Linked DNA regions of Mus musculus: region 1 is linked to region 2. Evidence: chromatin loops called from intact Hi-C (ENCODE). Cell type or tissue: left cerebral cortex. All regions are shown on one strand.

Region 1 (8,000 bases), 1.7 Mb after region 2:
CTCCCTAGCCCACAACTACCACCTGCTTCTCTTTGCTTGGTTTATGTATGCCATTCCCCTCAGGTTCAAGTGAGTGCGTGTCAATAAACTCTTGAGGGTCAGTGTGCATAGGTCCTCCCTGTCTTCAGACTAGTGAGTTTCATGGGGACAGCAAACAGATGGAGGTGACTGAACAATGACAAGTGGATAGGTACCATCCCCTATTAATAAAGGCCATCATGGGAAGACACTTCTACAGTATGAAAAGCAATCCTTCCAAGAGTTCCACAGACTAGGAGTTTCAGTGCAGACATGAAGCCGCCCACGGGAGCCACATTGCAGAGGGATGAAGGAAATGCCCTGGGTCACACAGCCTGTCCCTGCACAAGTACACAGAACGACTCTGGTGTGGAACAAGGTCCAAAGGCTTTTTGCCATGCTTTTCTCAGCACATAGTGGGAGTGTCGTGGGCATTCTGTTGGTAATTCATCAGATGTTTCCCTGGCTCAGTGAAAAGTGGACTCAAGGGGTCAGGAGGCATTGCTCTGTGTTCTGCAAGTATTCTGAACCTAGGTCAGGGAAGAGAGGAGAAAACAATAAACATCTAAGGACATTGAAAATGTCACAGCCTTGATAACAGACAGAAGAGAAACACTTTCCTACTGGACTTATTTATGCCTATCCCACAGTAAAAAAAAAAAATCCCTGTTGTGGAATGAGAAGCAAGCCAATGGGTGGAAGTCTACCTAGCCACTTCCTCTTCTTTACTTGGATTCTGGTTGGTGTTGTGAGTGTCTATGTTGATGATGTTCAGGCTACCCTAAGCAGCTTTGGTGTAGGTTATAAACCCCCAGAGCTGATGTTTTGTTCGCTTCTGATGCTTCCATCTTTCTGTGACTTGCTCTTTGGTTTTTACTTTTGCTTGCTACATCCTCAATAAGTGCCCATCAAAGTCAAAAGCATGTCTTTGTACATAATTCTCTGGACCATACAGGCAAGGAAGCCAGGTCCTTCAGCTCCATTCACTGCTGGTTCTGGGAATAGGGTGCAGTTGCCTCTAGGCAGTTAGAAAGGAAAAGTAAGGTGACTTCCAGCATTGACTGCTGGGCTCCTTTCTCACTGTTCATCCAGGGCTCTAGGGTATGGCCTCCTTTTACACAAGAGAGTGCAGTAAGGGTCCATGTTACTCTGGTCTTGGGGAGAGACTGGGTCGAAGAGGAAGTGTGTGTGTGTGTGTGTGTGTGTGTGTGTGTGTGTGTGTGTACATGTGTGTGCATGTTTGTGCACATCCATGCATGTACCATGTAGGTCTGGTCTTGGTGGTATCTTTTAGGTAGAGCATACCTGCCTTCCTGTTTTTTTTTTTCTGTGAGTACCCAGAGCCTCAGGAAGGAAGAGTAGTTATCAGTAAGCAGAAGCTGGCCCTGGAGTCCTTCTCAGAGAATCCCCAAGATGTGGCTGTCGGAGAAAGATGGGTATTACCTCTGTTCTGACCTCGCCGAGGCACTGTGAAAACAGGGAGACACCATGTTCCTAATTAGTTGGCATGGGGAAAGGAAGCTGGCTCTTTTAGAAAGCTGTAAAGCCGGATGCTGACATGTTTTACATTGTCTGTGAATGGAGTGATGTGCTTGTGTGTTTGCACTGGGGTGGGGGTGTCATATCTAATTCACTTAATGTGCCTTAATATGGGCTCTTGGCTTGCTGCCAGCAGTTTGCTCATTTTCTCTCCAACCCGCCACTGAGCATCATCCTGGACCTACATAAGCAACATCCTAGAGACGTCTCCACAGAGAGAGATAGAGATGCTATCAGCTCTGGAACAGTCTCTTCTCTTCTCCATGGATGTCTCTGAAATATATACTCTCTTCAGAGAGTAGGGTTTTGTTCTTTAGCTCTCAAGGCCGGCCAAGCTGGGCATTTCTAGGCAAGCCACACCCTTCCAGATGTGCATCTGCTAAGGCGCTTGCTTGTGTTCTCTTTCTCTCAGATGACTGGAGCATGCTTTCCACACCGAGCCCGACTTCAAGTTCTTCCTGTTTGTTAATTAGGCTCCAATTTGTTCTCGGTGCCAAAGTTTCAAGCCTCCTACATTCTTTACCCAACTGTTTTTCTTTCCCATCAATCATCTGTACCTGGATTTAATTAAGTGCTCATAAAATGAGCAGAACATTGTGAGATGTGCTGTTAAGACATGGATAAGGGAGGGAGCTATGGAGGGAGGGAGAGGGAGAGAAAGGAGAGTTAGGAAGAGAATGAGAAAAGTAAAGAGGAGGAAATAAAGGAGGGGAGAAGTAGAGAGAGGTGGGAAGAGAGAGATAAGAAACAGGAAGAGGCACCATTGGATACATGGCAGAATCATGAGCAGTTTTCATGAGCAGCATATTGATAATTTAAGTAAATTAGCAACCATCTGATGCCAGAATTCCACATAAAATGACTCCCTAAGATGCATTTTCAGAAATCTGAAAATTTCCCAAACAATTACAGGGAGATCTGGTGACCAAAAAAAAAAAAAAAAAAAAAAAATCTTCCCATTAACCCTTAAGGCAAACCCAGGAAGCTGATCTTGCCTCTAATCGATTTATGTAAGCCAATTTTTAGTGAATTTCGTAACCCTAGCCATTTTACATACTGCGAGCCAACTGAGTGGGCCCGGAGGAAGCTCTCCTTGAGGTGGCTGGTCTGGGCACATCTGCATGAGGTGCAGCTCACTCCCTCATGGTAGAGACCCCAGGACAGAGGAAATGGATCAGGGGCTGCTCTTTGCAGGGGAACCTGAAAATCCTCAGAGCAGTGCCATAGAGAATACATGGGCCAAGGCTGTTAGAACCTTTTGTCTTCTGTTCTGTTTATGGTTCTTTTTCTGCTTACAGAGAGCACTAGAGGACAAGGTTGTGGAGAGAGGTGGCTCTTTTTACCCACAGTGATGGAAGACTTATGGTGGGTGTCTCTATGAACTGACATGCCAATCCCATAGACTGACAATGGAAATGATCCAAATACTTATTGTAATTAAGCCTAAGAATTATTCAAAGTAACAAACCTGTTTATGGTAAACACTGGAGACGTGTCCTGTGACATCACTCTCATTAAAGAAAGTGACTTACTCACATAACTGTAATTGCTTAGTAGCAGAAATCATATCTTCTGGTGCTCTTTATCCCTCCCTCTTTGCTCCCTTGTCCCAGCATGCACTGCACACATAAGCACCCTCTTGCACACATAGACACACATAGAGGAGTGCCCACAGGCTTCCTAAGGGAACTCAGTGTAGACGATCCATTTCTGAAGTCACTGTATGACCACAGGCCTAGTACGGCTGACTGGGCAAAATGTCAGATGACCTTGGCTGACCATGAAATCTTCCTGGGAAGTAGAAAATCAGACTCCAGCCCTACAAAAACCACAAACTGAAGATGCTCTCAAACAGAGCAGTGGGAACCAGAGACTTCACTCAGTTGAACAGAAAGCCTATCTAGTTTGTATCTTAAACACTGGTTACTCTTATCATAATTGTTTCCTATGGGTAACAAGGCAGAAACAATTAGTCTTATGCGGGCTGGTGGCACACCTGAGAATACATAATTGAGCCATTGCTTCAGACAATGTCCTTAAACATGGCTGACACACGACAGGACAAGTACAAACAGGAGCAAGCTGGCAGACAGGAAACTTGAAAGAACATTCTGGAAGGTGTTTTGCTGGAGGGGCTATTCCACCGCCTGAGCACTTCTGGGTCTTATCCCGGGAGGTTGACCTGGCCAACGGGTGTCACATGGTTTCCTCTGTGGTGTTTGCAAGGTGCCCAGGAGGGACAGTTAGCGTTTTTTGGTGCTATCAACTCAGAAGGCAATGTCGTTCCTTGTCTCTCAGGAGCGTGGGCAGACACTGCTGTTCCAGATTCAGAGCAAAGGGTGCCATCTGCTGAACCAAAGGCTTCATTTCCTGCAGCTGCAGCTGATCCCGGGCAGACTCCCAGCTGGGACCTCAAGGGGCTCTGTGGTTCCAGGGAAGCAATGGGACACAGAATGGAGGTAGCCAAGAATCAGCCATGGTGTCGGAATGATAAAGCGGGGTGGGGGATGGGGCTTTGGAAGCAGATGTCTTGTTTTTTGCTACTTTGGAAAACGGTGATTACACAAATCTGACAAGTAGAGTCCACCTCACTGAACCAGCTGTGGAGAGGAATGTCCACCCAGATGGTATGTGTGAGTGTGCATGTGTGTGTGCATATATGTGTGTGTACAGGTGTGCATGTGCTATGTATGTGTCTCTATGTTGGAGTGTTGTCTATGTGTCTCTGTGTGGAAGTGTTGTCTATGTGCTCTATGTGTGTTTGTTATCTGTGTGTCTGTCTGTGAGAAGAGCTGTCTGTGTGTCTATGTATGGATAAGAGGGTGCTGTCCATTTATCTGAGTGTGAACAGGTGCTGTCTATCTGTCTCTGTGTGTGTGCTGTCTATGTATCTGTTGGGGGTGTCTGTGGGGGATTGGTGCTGTGTGTGTTTCTGTGTATGTCTATGTGTATGCGTATGTGCTATCTATGTACCTGTGTGGGGGAATGGGTGTTATGTGCCTCTGTGTGTGGATGTGGTGGTGGGGGGAGTGAAGCTGTGTGTGTGTGTTTGTGTGTGTTTGCATGTGTTTGCATGTGTCTATGTGTTTATGTCTGTGTGTGTGCTGTCTGTGTTTGCGGGAGGGATTCTGTGTGTGTGTGTGTGTGTGTGTGTGTGTGTGTGTGTGTGTGCATGTGGCTGTGTGTTTATGGGGGCCTCTATCTGTGTCTTGTGGGGGGATGCAATGTATATGTCTGTGTGTGTAGTCCAGGGAACTCTTGCAGTAGCCTCCTTGTTTGTAGTTAGTCACAGGTGCTAGCACTGCCTCACTCAGCTGCCCCCGTCTCTGGTGGAGATGAACATGGTACTCTGCTAGTGAACTCTGATCATTCTCTCATTTTATTATATATTAAAGGGGTACCCAGTATTAGGCTGACTGGCTCAGTGGGTAAAAGCTTGCTGAAAAATCCTGACAGCCTGAGTTCAGTTGCATGGTAGAAGACAAGAAATGACTTCCACAGTTATCCTCTGACCACCATATTTGTGCTGGGGCATGCATGTGACACTCTCACAAATACACATGATAACAAAAAAAAAAAAAAAACAAAACATTTTAATGCCCCCCTCTGGGAAATAGGAAACAAGTTAGGATCACTTTGCTTCATCTTTGTGTATGTGAACAATTCCTGTACAGTTTGCTGAGATTTAAATGGGGATGTGACAGCGTGAAAGAATGTGGTCAGGGATCACAGAGGACTGCCAGCCTTGTGTGCTCTGGGAGCATGGAGGACTCCCAGCCTTATGCATGGAGAGGGGTGGAATTGCAGACCTCTCTGAGGCTAGTTTTGGGTCTTCAGGCTGCTTCTGTTGTTTCCTTAAGCAGAATAGAGTAGGGAGAGTGAAGTGGAAATTTCTGGAGACTCAGTTAGGTCATAATGATGTTTTGCTGGGGCAGACAGGTGAAAGGATATTTTGCTGAAGCAGACTCGTGAGAGGACATGTATGTTTAGAAAAGAAAATGTAAATATGACCAAAGACAGTGGGACAGGGCTGGCGTTTCGGTTCTCTTTGCACTATGTTGCTAATCTTTGCTAGTCATGACTTTGTAGAGAGTAAGTCACCAAAGAACTTGTGATATTCCAGCGGCTTCTTTGCACCAATCTGAAAAGCCGAGTGGTTTATTCTAGGTTGAGCTGTTTCTGATGATTCTTTTTTGGTGGTTTGCTAACAGACTGAACTGCTGATATCGTATCAATGAAGACTGGAATCACCCCAAAGAACCACTTCTAAATGGGCCCACTTCCCCAGTGTCCTAATAACCTTTCTTTTTCACTACCTCTGGTGGGTGGTGGGCTAGAAGGGAGGTTAAAGCATTTAAGAACTCCTATTAAAGTAGGTGTTGAAGAAAATCTAACCTTACAGAAGGGACTCAGTGCTTTCAGGTTCCTCCTCAGGTGCCATGAACTGAACAGAGAGCTGCAGAGTCTACGTGGAAGTGAATGAAAGTCTATTCCCTCACTTGGACTCAGGGAAGAAAGCATTGAGATTTCTGCTCAGAGCCTACTACAGGACCCTGTGCAGCTTTGTGTCCATGTCTTCAGCTGATCTCCTTCCATCCAGGGATTGATTTGCCTGTTCCAGCCTGCCTGGGATCTCCACAACATAGCCATTTCACTGCCAGGAGACCCTGAGTGACAGACCAGGGTGGCAGTGAGGTGTAGCCATCAGTGATTTCCACATGTGGTCCAGGAGGCAAGCGGCTTGATGCTGGTAAATGGCCAAAAAGCTATCCTGCTGAAGGCATTGGAACCTTGGGACTAATAGGAAAGAGGCACCCACCCACTCTGCTAATGCTTAGCATGCAATACATGTCCACACTGATGGGCACAATGCAGTGATATCTCAACACCGCCAGGTTGTATCTATCCTCTAGTCTTTAAGTCTGGAGTCTTCAATATTCCTCCCACTAGGATCCATAATCACCTGGTATAATATGACAGTAGATCAGATTCATCCTAGTTAAGTACACTTGGATCCCCAAGATCCAACACAATTTTTTTCAGGAATTTTTAATCCTAAAGGGATGATAAATTTTATCTAATGTCTTATTTTCTGGTGTCTATTGAGATGGTTCTGTGAGTTTATGATTGTATACTTCATTTTTTTTTTTTTGATGCAATGAACAATGGCTGTTGACTTCTGGTTCTGTTGATCCATCCTGGCTCCCCCAAGATCAATCACATCTGACAATGGCAACTGTCTCATTTGCCTTATGCAATGTTGGATTCCGCTTACTGGATTTTGTTTTTTGTCTTAGAATTTCTGCTTCTATGTTTATCAGGAATATTGGTATACACTTTGCTTTTTTGTTGGGTTTTTATCTGAAATTTTGTATCAGGATAATAATTTTGTGAAATGTGTATGGAAAGATTTCTTCTTCACATTTTTTATAATATTGGAGAATAATGGGTGTTGTCTCTTCCTAAGAATGTGACATAATTCTTCAGGGAAGCCTTTGGCTTTTCTTTCTTAAAAATCTAGCTCAACTCCTTTGTGTGTACAAGTTCTCTGTGTCTTCATAGTCCTGTTGACTGACTTGTCTATATCCAGAAATGCACCTGTATTTTTTATGGTTTTCTTAGTATTATTATTATTATAAATTGTTCATAGCAGTCTCAACAACCTTTTGATTATCTCTTCATGATTACCTCTCCCATTTTACCTGTAATGTAGAGTTGTCTTTCTTTTTTTCTGAGCTGAAAGTCTTTTTTGCCTTTTAAAAATCAATCTACTCAGTTCATTGGTGAACACTATATTTCCATTATCTTTACCCTTCCTTCACCTGCCTCTAATTTCTACCATACTCCACCTCCTCTCAGATTCATTGCTTCTTTAATTCTCTCTCTCTCTTTCTCTCTCTCTCCCTCTGTGTGTGTGTGTGTGTGTGTGTGTGTGTGTGTGTGTGTGTGTGTGTAACTATCTGGGTCCATTCAGCGTTGCTTATGTATATATATGTATGTATATAGGTATTTAGGGCTGACAACATGGGATTGGAGAAATCTACCCGGGCATTTGTACCTGGAGAAGACTGATTCTTCCTCTCAGCAGCCATTGATTGCCTGTAGCACCTCATAAATTTGTAAAAGTTAAGTTCTTCTGTGGTTCTTGAGTTGTAGTTTTATTGCATTGTATTTAGAAAAGATACACAAGGGACTGGTAAAATGGCTCTGTGGTTAAGAGCATTTATTCTTGCAGAGGACCTGGATTCAATTCCCAATACCCACACTGTGGCTCACAACAACTCCAGTTCCAGGGGATACAATGCCCTCTTCTGACCTCTTCTGGCACCAGGCACACAGAGAGTGTTGATACCTAATTGCAGCAAAGCACTTGCACACATAAAAATTTAAAATTGAAATGAAAGAACACAAAATATTGTTTTGATGTTTTGAAATCTATCATT
Region 2 (8,000 bases):
TTAGTATTGTCAAGCAGGAAGTAAGTCAGTATTTCCTTCATGTGTGTTTGCAACATAGACAATAAGCACAGCATATATATGCCTCAAGCATACTCATACTTTAAAGATGGTCAAAGAAGACAAAAACCTGGTGGCATGGGCCTGCAATTTCAGCTATCCACACAGCAAGAAGAGGAATTGCAAACTCATAGCCTGTCTGGGTTACAGAGTGAGTTCAAAGCTAGCCTGGGCAATGTGGGGAGGCCACGTCTCCAAATGAAAATTAAAAGGAGCTGGGCATGTGGTTTGGTGGTAGAGCATTTGTCTAGTATGGCGCAAGGTCCTAGGTTCAGTTGCTAGTAGTACAGAAAATGGTAGGACGTGGCTTCCAAATACCAAGAACCAGAAAATGCATAGAAGTGTGAATTACTTCAGTAATGAAACAGCAGCCAAAGACCAAAGCCACACAGCTGAAAGACGGCAGAAACTCATACAGGACCTGCACAGACAGAACGAACCAAATACAAATCACAATGCCACAACAGAAAATTGAAGTCAATGGGAGAGTGTAATCTATACTGTGTAAGACTGGTAGTGTGCACTTCAGGCCATAAAACTCTAATTAAGCAAAGGTTGAGAAAGTTCTGGAAGGTAGAGAATTAAGAATATGGATGAGACTCTGGTTTCTCTATAGAAGACATTAAATTAAAAGTTATAAAGACACTCTTTTATTTATGTTTTTACTGGTCACTTTATTTACTTACATTTCAAATGTGATCCCGCTTCCCCGTTTCCCCTCCTCAAATCCCCTACCCACTCCCTCCTCCCCCTGCCTCTATGAGGGTGCTCTCCCATCTGCCCACCCACACCTGCTTCAGTGCCCTAGCATTCCCCTACCCTCGATCATCGAGCCTCCACAGGACCAAGGGGCTCTCCTCCCACTGATGCCCGATAAGGCAATCCTCTGCTACACATCCAGCTGGAGCCATGGGTTCCCCCCATGTATACGTATAAAGACACTCTTAAATCACAAAGCCACACACAACAGTTGTTTCCTAGGAGGAAGTTCAGGCCTTGACAGTGAGAAGCCCTGATGGACTTCTCATACAAAGGAAGACCTTTGTCATCTAATGTACATAGGCTGGCTCCCATGTCAGTCAGTCCATGGCTTTGCTGTCTGGTTATAATTCAAAGTCAATGATATCAGAAGCATGCGCTGAGCTAAGTCACAGAAGGGACAGAAATGTGGGTGACTGAGTGAGAGGGAAAGACAAGAAGTCTCTGAGCAGACCCCGTTAGCTCCTTGGGTACTCTCTCTAGCTCCTTCATTCAGGGCCCTGTTCCATCCAATAGATGACTGTGAGCATCCAACCCTATAGTAGGAACAACAATATGAATTAACCAGTACCCCCCAGCTTGTGTCTCTAGTTGCATATGTAGCAGAGGATGGCCTAGTCGACCATCAATGGGATGAGAGGCCCTTGGTCTTATGAAGATTCTATGTCCCAGTACAGGGGAATGCCAGGGCCAGGAAGCAGGAGTGGGTGGGTTGGGGAGCAGAGCCGGGGGAGGGTATAGGGGACTTTTGGGATAGCATTTGAAATGTAAATGAACAAAATATCTAATAAAAAAATGAAAGAAAAAAAAGAAGTCTCTGAGCCAAGGGTTCTGTGGAGAGAGGGAGTTGGAATGGGGGGTCAATGGGAATGGCGGGGCCTGCCGCGTGTGAGCACAGACCAATGAGACCTCATGAAGGCCAGTTGCAGTAAAACTGAGTTAGCGCGAGGGGCAGGGGGTGGCGCTTTGGTGAGTTCAGCACTGACCTGAAAACTCATCATTAAGCCATCCCCAGTGATGACACTGGTGGGAAGAGACTTTGCCACTGCTGGCTAGTTCCACCAGAGGGAGAAGGACGATTTCAACCTAGAAAAATCAAGAGAGAGGACCCAATAAAGACACACCCCAAATTCAGTTATACCAAAAACAAAGATACCAAATTTTTATAGTGTAGAGTTTACCAAATTATAGGAGAAATCCAAGGAAATCATGAGATTTATCTAACAATGCCAACTGTAAAATGAAGAGCAGCAGAATGTACCAAGAAAAAGAAAATGAATTTTCTGTAACCAATTTAAGTGCCATATTTAGACATACATTATATATATATATATACATATATATATATATATGTATATATATGTGTGTGTGTGTGTGTGTGTGTACATACGCACACACACACACAATCTTAGGCTCTCTGTAATCTAATACTTCCTGTGAGAAAATGGAAGCCTTAGCAGCAGGTACCAGAGCTCATCTGACTAGGCTGCCAGAACAGTGTGGGAGATAGATGGCCGAGAGGGAAAGAGAGAGAGAGAGAGAGAGAGAGAGAGAGAGAGAGCGGTTCATGGGGGGAGTCAGGGATAGACTCTGAGACACTTTAAACTGTTATAAAATTATAGTAATAGTAGACTAGGATTGGCTCAGTACAATATTACCAATTACTTTTACTATTAAAATTGTTCAGACTTTAAACATGTATTCTTATGGAAAATATTAGAACACAGGAGAACATTTAATTAATAATTTGCCCTAATGTCTGAATTTCCCTATGGATGTATATACCTCTCTCTCTCTCTCTCTCTCTCTCTCTCTCTGTGTGTGTGTGTGTGTGTGTGTGTGTATGTATATATATATATATATACATATATATATATATAAATCTTGAATCTTTGTCATATATTAATATTATTAAATATATATTATACTTGTAGTGAAGAATCTATTGCCAGAGCAAAAGGTCCCTGAACTGTTCAAACATCTTGAAAACACTCGGGTTCTAGAACACAGAAATCATGATGGTGCTTTAGATATGATCTGTTCTAAATCCAGACAGTTTTATAAGCTGGGATGCTTTGCTTTCCTCTATGTGCATGTGTGAGAGAACGTATTCCCTCCAACTCCTAGAAGGTGTATGTTTGTCTTGTAGGATGTGGCAGAGTATGTTCATGCATAGGGCACATAAATATTAATATTGAGTTGAGAGAAGGCAGTGAAGGGGAGAGCACACCCCAGTGAGAAGCCTGCTCCGGCTCTAACCAGCTGTGTAATCGCCCAGAGATGCTCAGCTCCTGAGAGCTTCCGCTTTCTCAAGTGCAAAATTTGGAAATTAGGCTTAGGACTTTGCAAACTCCTTCTCCGGGTCACAGGCCACGGGTGCCTTGAAGTTAGATCCTTCACAGAGCAGTTGCACCACGCCGGGACAGCCTCCTCCCACCCTGCAGTTTAAATTGAGAGAGATCCCTGGATCTTTTCCTTCTGAGTCAGCTGGGAAGAGAGAAAAATAACGTGGAGAACCCTGTGGTTTCGGGAGGTAATTGTGACAATTTCACGGGCTGTTTGGGAGCAATCGTTTGGTTTCCCTGGTGCTTCAGAACATTTGGGGGCTTTCCTAACGTGCCTGCTTTCTTTTTCGTCCTCAGAGTGGCTCGATGCTCTAATACTCGAATTTAGAAGACAGATGAACAATGAAATAAGCGAGACGGCACTGCTTCCTTCATGAACTGTAAATGAGGAAAGAGTGAACGCTGTAATTGTGACTTGGGTTCCTCTGGATTACACTAGCTCCTCTTCCTCTCGTGATGTCCAGCTGCCCTGCAGCGCCTGGGAATTTACTTAAAACATGCATTCAAAATCTTTATTAAAATACATTCAGCAACACAAAATCAAACGGCTCATTTCTCTTCTTGCCTCTCCCCCCTACTGTAAAGCTAAATTGGACCGCGGCCAAGGTCTCTAAAAAGCACTGTGGCTTTTAGGGAAATCATTTTTCCTTTGTGAGCAGCGGGGAATTTCACAGACCCCTTTGCTGGCCTCAGCGAAGGGGAAACAGTGTCCGTGCTTCCGAAGGCGGACGCTAGGTGGCAGCCGAAGACAGCCTTTGCCCCGTTGGTGCACCGCAGCTGCCAGGGTGCGAGGCAAACATTCTTTAACAGTTGGAACCAATAAAAATCAGCTTTTCCTCTTAATTACTGCTAAGTGAATACCTTCTGATACAGCAGTCAGATGGCAAAGCTGATTACGGAGCAGGCAACTTGCGCTTGAGAGCTAGAAGTCTCTAGAGTGAAGTTCCCTTAAAACCCTTCTCATACCTGAACCGTGAACAGCATTGCTGAAGTCGGGGGAATCCCAACTTCAAAGACAGAACAGTGGATCTGACCTCCTGAGTAACCTCCTTAAACCTGAGATTTATTTAAGGGGAGTGGTAACAGGAAAAAATAAAATAAAATAAAATTAAAACAATCCAGATGCGCTGCAAGTCCTTCCTCTGGAGAACGTTGGCCTTAAGTTTTCTGTGTTTTTATTTTTCTTTGGGTAGGGTCGGTGGGGAGACAGGGGCCTTTTGTAGTCTTGGACTCTATATGAATTTGAGACAGTCTCTGCCACCTGAGACTTGTCCCTAAAACACAAACTAAAATGCGGATAGTGCCTTCCTCCTTATTAAACACATCACTCCAGGCAAAACCCAGGCAGCCCCAACAACACAGCTATTGTGCCAATGGGCAGAACCATGTCTCGAGCAGCGAGCAGGGGCATTTCCCCAGTATCGAGCAGTCCTCGTAGCTTCTGATAAATTATGCCCATCACTCAAAGGTAACAAAAAAAACCTTCATGCAGACGGGAGGGTCATGGAAATCTAAGGACAAATAAACACTTCAGGAAGGGTCTGGGGTAGACAGAGATCTCAACGGGACTTGAAAAATAAGTCTCAGTGAGCCCTTGTCTTCCCATTGCTGTAAAGAGACACCACGGCCAAGGCAACCCTTTTAAAGGACATTTAATTGGGGCTGGCTTACAGGTTTAGAGCTTCAGTCCATTATCATCGCAGCAGGAAGCATGGCAGCATCCAGAGAGGCATGGCGCTGGAGAAGGAACATACCTTATTCTGAAGGATGCTAGAAGACCAGTCTTCCAGGCAGCTAGGAGGAGTGACTCAAAGCCCACCCACACAGTGACACACTTCCTCCAACAAGGCCACGCCTGCTCCAACAAGGGCACATCTCCTAATAGTGCTACTCCTCGGGTCAAGCATACTCAAACCATCACAGGCCTCCTTAACAGAAAATGTGCAAAGTATGTCCTGTTCAATGCTAGGTTTTGATTGACATACATCCTCATTTCTGAGACTGGGCCTAATAAACAAACGTATGATCCAATCACATTACGTGCTAAGTCCTCTCCCTCAGCTCCTGATGTTTTCCAGGGGGAATGCAGGGTGTTTACAGCTACTGAAGTAGAGTTGCAACATCTTGTTACAACTAATTAAATAAGCATCCTGTTTCTCTAACTCCTGTTGCTCAGAGCCCTCATTTTGATATTTTATATCCATCCACGTTTGAACAGTAAATGCCCACCCATGTCCTCATGGCCAAGTGCAAGATTCTGTTTGCCAGTGCCCATGAAGCTGTGGTTAACATTGTGTGTGTGTAGGTGTGTCTGTCATCCTGTTTATCTGTGTGTGTGTATGTATCTCTGTATCTGTTCATCCATGTATGTGTGTATCTGTGTATGTGAGTGTATCTGTATGTGAGTGTGTGCATCTGCATCTGTGTGTCTACGTGTGTGTGCATGTGCATGTGTGTGTATCTGTATGTGAGTGTGTGCATGCATGTGTGTGCATCTATATCTGTGTGTCTACTTGTGTGTGAATGTGCATATGTGTATGTATGTGAGTGTGTGTTTCTGTATGTGAGTGTATGTGCATGTGTCGGCATGTGTATGTATATGGGTATATTTCTGTATGTTGTATGCACATGTGCATGTGTGTATCTGTGTATGTGCATGTATGTGTGCATGTGTGTATCCCTGTATGTGACTGTGTGTGTGCATGCGTGTGTGTGCATGTGATCGTGTGTGTGTGTGTGTGTGTGCGTGTGTGTGTGTGTGTGTGTGTGTGTGTGTGTGAGTGTCTCCATGTATTTGTAAATGGGTATAGGTCAGACCCTGGGTGTCTTCCTCTGTCTCTTTCTATTTGTTTTTATGAATTGGAGTCTCAGAGAACCTGCTCTTCACCCATATCAAGACTGGCTGACAGGAGGCCCCAGCATCGCTCCTCCCAGTACCACTCAGAGCTAATGTTACAGATGGGCCGCCATGCCTGACTTCTGAATGGTGCTGGAGATCACAACATTGGTCCTCAGACTCGAGGACACTCACTTTCCCAACTGAGCCATCGCCCCAGCCCCTGACTTGTAATTTTTACATCGCATTTTAATCTAGACCTATATCATAAAGTATCTGACACTTCCTTCTAGTTTTATATTTCATTGTTATATTGGGCCCCAGTGGGTCAATTTTCGCAAGTTCTTTCAGGTACAGTTTGAAGCTGTTTTATTGAACCCTGTTGTTGACAGATGAGCCTGACATGCCTACCCTGTCTTTGCTGCCCTATCAAAAATCAGCTGTAGGCGTGTGTGTCTGTGAATGCGTCTCTCATGAGCACACAGCGACTGTACAGAGCGAGAGGTTTCATTATAGCTTTCGCTCATGTGACACAAAGCGCTGTGGCACACCCACCCTCTTCTGGGTTTGTTTCTCGCACTCTCTTCCGCTTACACATTCACAGGGTTTTCCTCTCCTGCTTCACATCCGTTTGTTACTCCTGTTATGTGCACATGTGCACATACAAAAAGACAGAGAGCCTGTCTGTGATGACTGGCTTGTTTCACTTAGCGTTGCTATGATCTCCACCTTTAGACATTTTCCTGCAGACATCCTGACTGCATGCTACATGATTGAGTGAAACTCCACTGAGTCTTTTCTGTAGCCTCATCTGTTGATGGATGCCTGGATTGGCCGCATGAGTCAGCGATTGCCCATGCAGGTATGTGTGGTAGGCTGATCTTCACTCGTTGGCTGTATGCCCAGAAGGGCACAGCAGGATCACATGAACGACAAACTCTTACTTCCACTGAGTTCATAGTGGCTGCTCCAGCTCATGACCCCACCAGTTCTTTACCAGCATTTGCCTGCTTTTCCCTTAGAGCAGAACCGCGGCTCTCAATTTTCCTAACAACTGCGACCCTTTAGTACATGTCCTCATGATGTGGTGGCCCCCAACCGTAACATTATTTTTGTAGCTACTTCGTAATTGTAACTTTGCTATTGTTATGAATCATAATACATATATCTGATATGCAGGATGTTGGCTACGCAACCCCTGTAAAGGGTCGTTGGACCCCCACAGGGTTGTGATCTCCAGGTTGAGAACTGCCGCTGCTTTAGTAGTTGTGAGTGATCGTTTCATCCGAGGGATCCCACTGGCTAGTTCTTGCTCCTGTTTGGAGTCCTGTTTAGAGTCGTTGTTCATTCCTGGACTCTGGAGTATTCCCTGTTTTACTTTAGGAGTTTAGGTGTTTCCGGTCATACACTGGGGTGGGGTGGGTTTGTACAGGGTGAGAGAGCAGAGCCTTCTGTGTGTGAAGACGGACATCTCCACACTACTTGTTGAGGAGGCTGAATTTCCCTGTTTACTTTTGGATATTTGTGAAGAATCAGATGGTTGTAGCTGTGTGATTGGGAATCTGGAGCTGCAATTCTATCCTGTTGGTCTCTCTTTGTATGCTGGTATCATGCTGTTGTTAATGTTTTGGCCTTGTAATGATTTCTTTTCTCTTCTCTTCTCTTCTCTTCTCTTCTCTTCTCTTCTCTTCTCTTCTCTTCTCTTCTTTCCTTTTCTTTTCTCTTCTTTTCTCTTCTTTTCTTTTCATTTTTCTTTTTGGTAATTTTATTTAATCATTTATTTATTTACACTCTAGATTTTTTTCCCCTCCCAGTCCACCTTCTGACTTTTCCACATCCCATACCTCCTCCCAGGCTTCCTGTCCCCATCTTCCCAAACCCCCACCCCACCAGATCTCTAAACCCCAAGGAGCCTCCAGTCTCTTGAGGGTTAGGTGCATCTTCTCTGACTAAACACAGACCCGACAGTTCTCTACTGTATATGTGTTGGGGGCCTCAGATCA

The links. A loop is a pair of places that touch in the nucleus more often than their neighbours do. Peaks named below come from ENCODE experiments on the same cell type or tissue, not always from the same donor. Only the 100,000 strongest peaks of a DNase experiment are listed, where the experiment ranks them.
Region 1: a loop joins it to region 2, with 5 times the contacts of the local background. A loop is called at or near these places in 2 of 42 quality-filtered maps.

Annotation. Positions count from the first base shown.
Region 1 is chr13:72,765,471-72,773,470 of GRCm38, forward strand. No RefSeq gene overlaps it. Among named protein-coding and RNA genes, the nearest start is that of D730050B12Rik, 47 kb to the right of the region's middle. In left cerebral cortex, a CTCF peak has its summit at 3,904 (motif pointing left); a DNase peak (open chromatin) is centred at 3,902.
Region 2 is chr13:71,101,516-71,109,515 of GRCm38, forward strand. Gm40997 (a long non-coding RNA gene) reads right to left here and starts at 4,912. Exons shown (of 3, transcript XR_873655.1): 1 at 4,833-4,912; 2 at 1,803-1,902. It overlaps Mir466f-4 (microRNA 466f-4), which reads left to right and starts at 5,574; the gene lies at 5,574-5,694. In left cerebral cortex, a CTCF peak has its summit at 3,896 (motif pointing right); DNase peaks (open chromatin) are centred at 3,347, 3,884 and 4,864; H3K4me3 peaks cover 715 bases.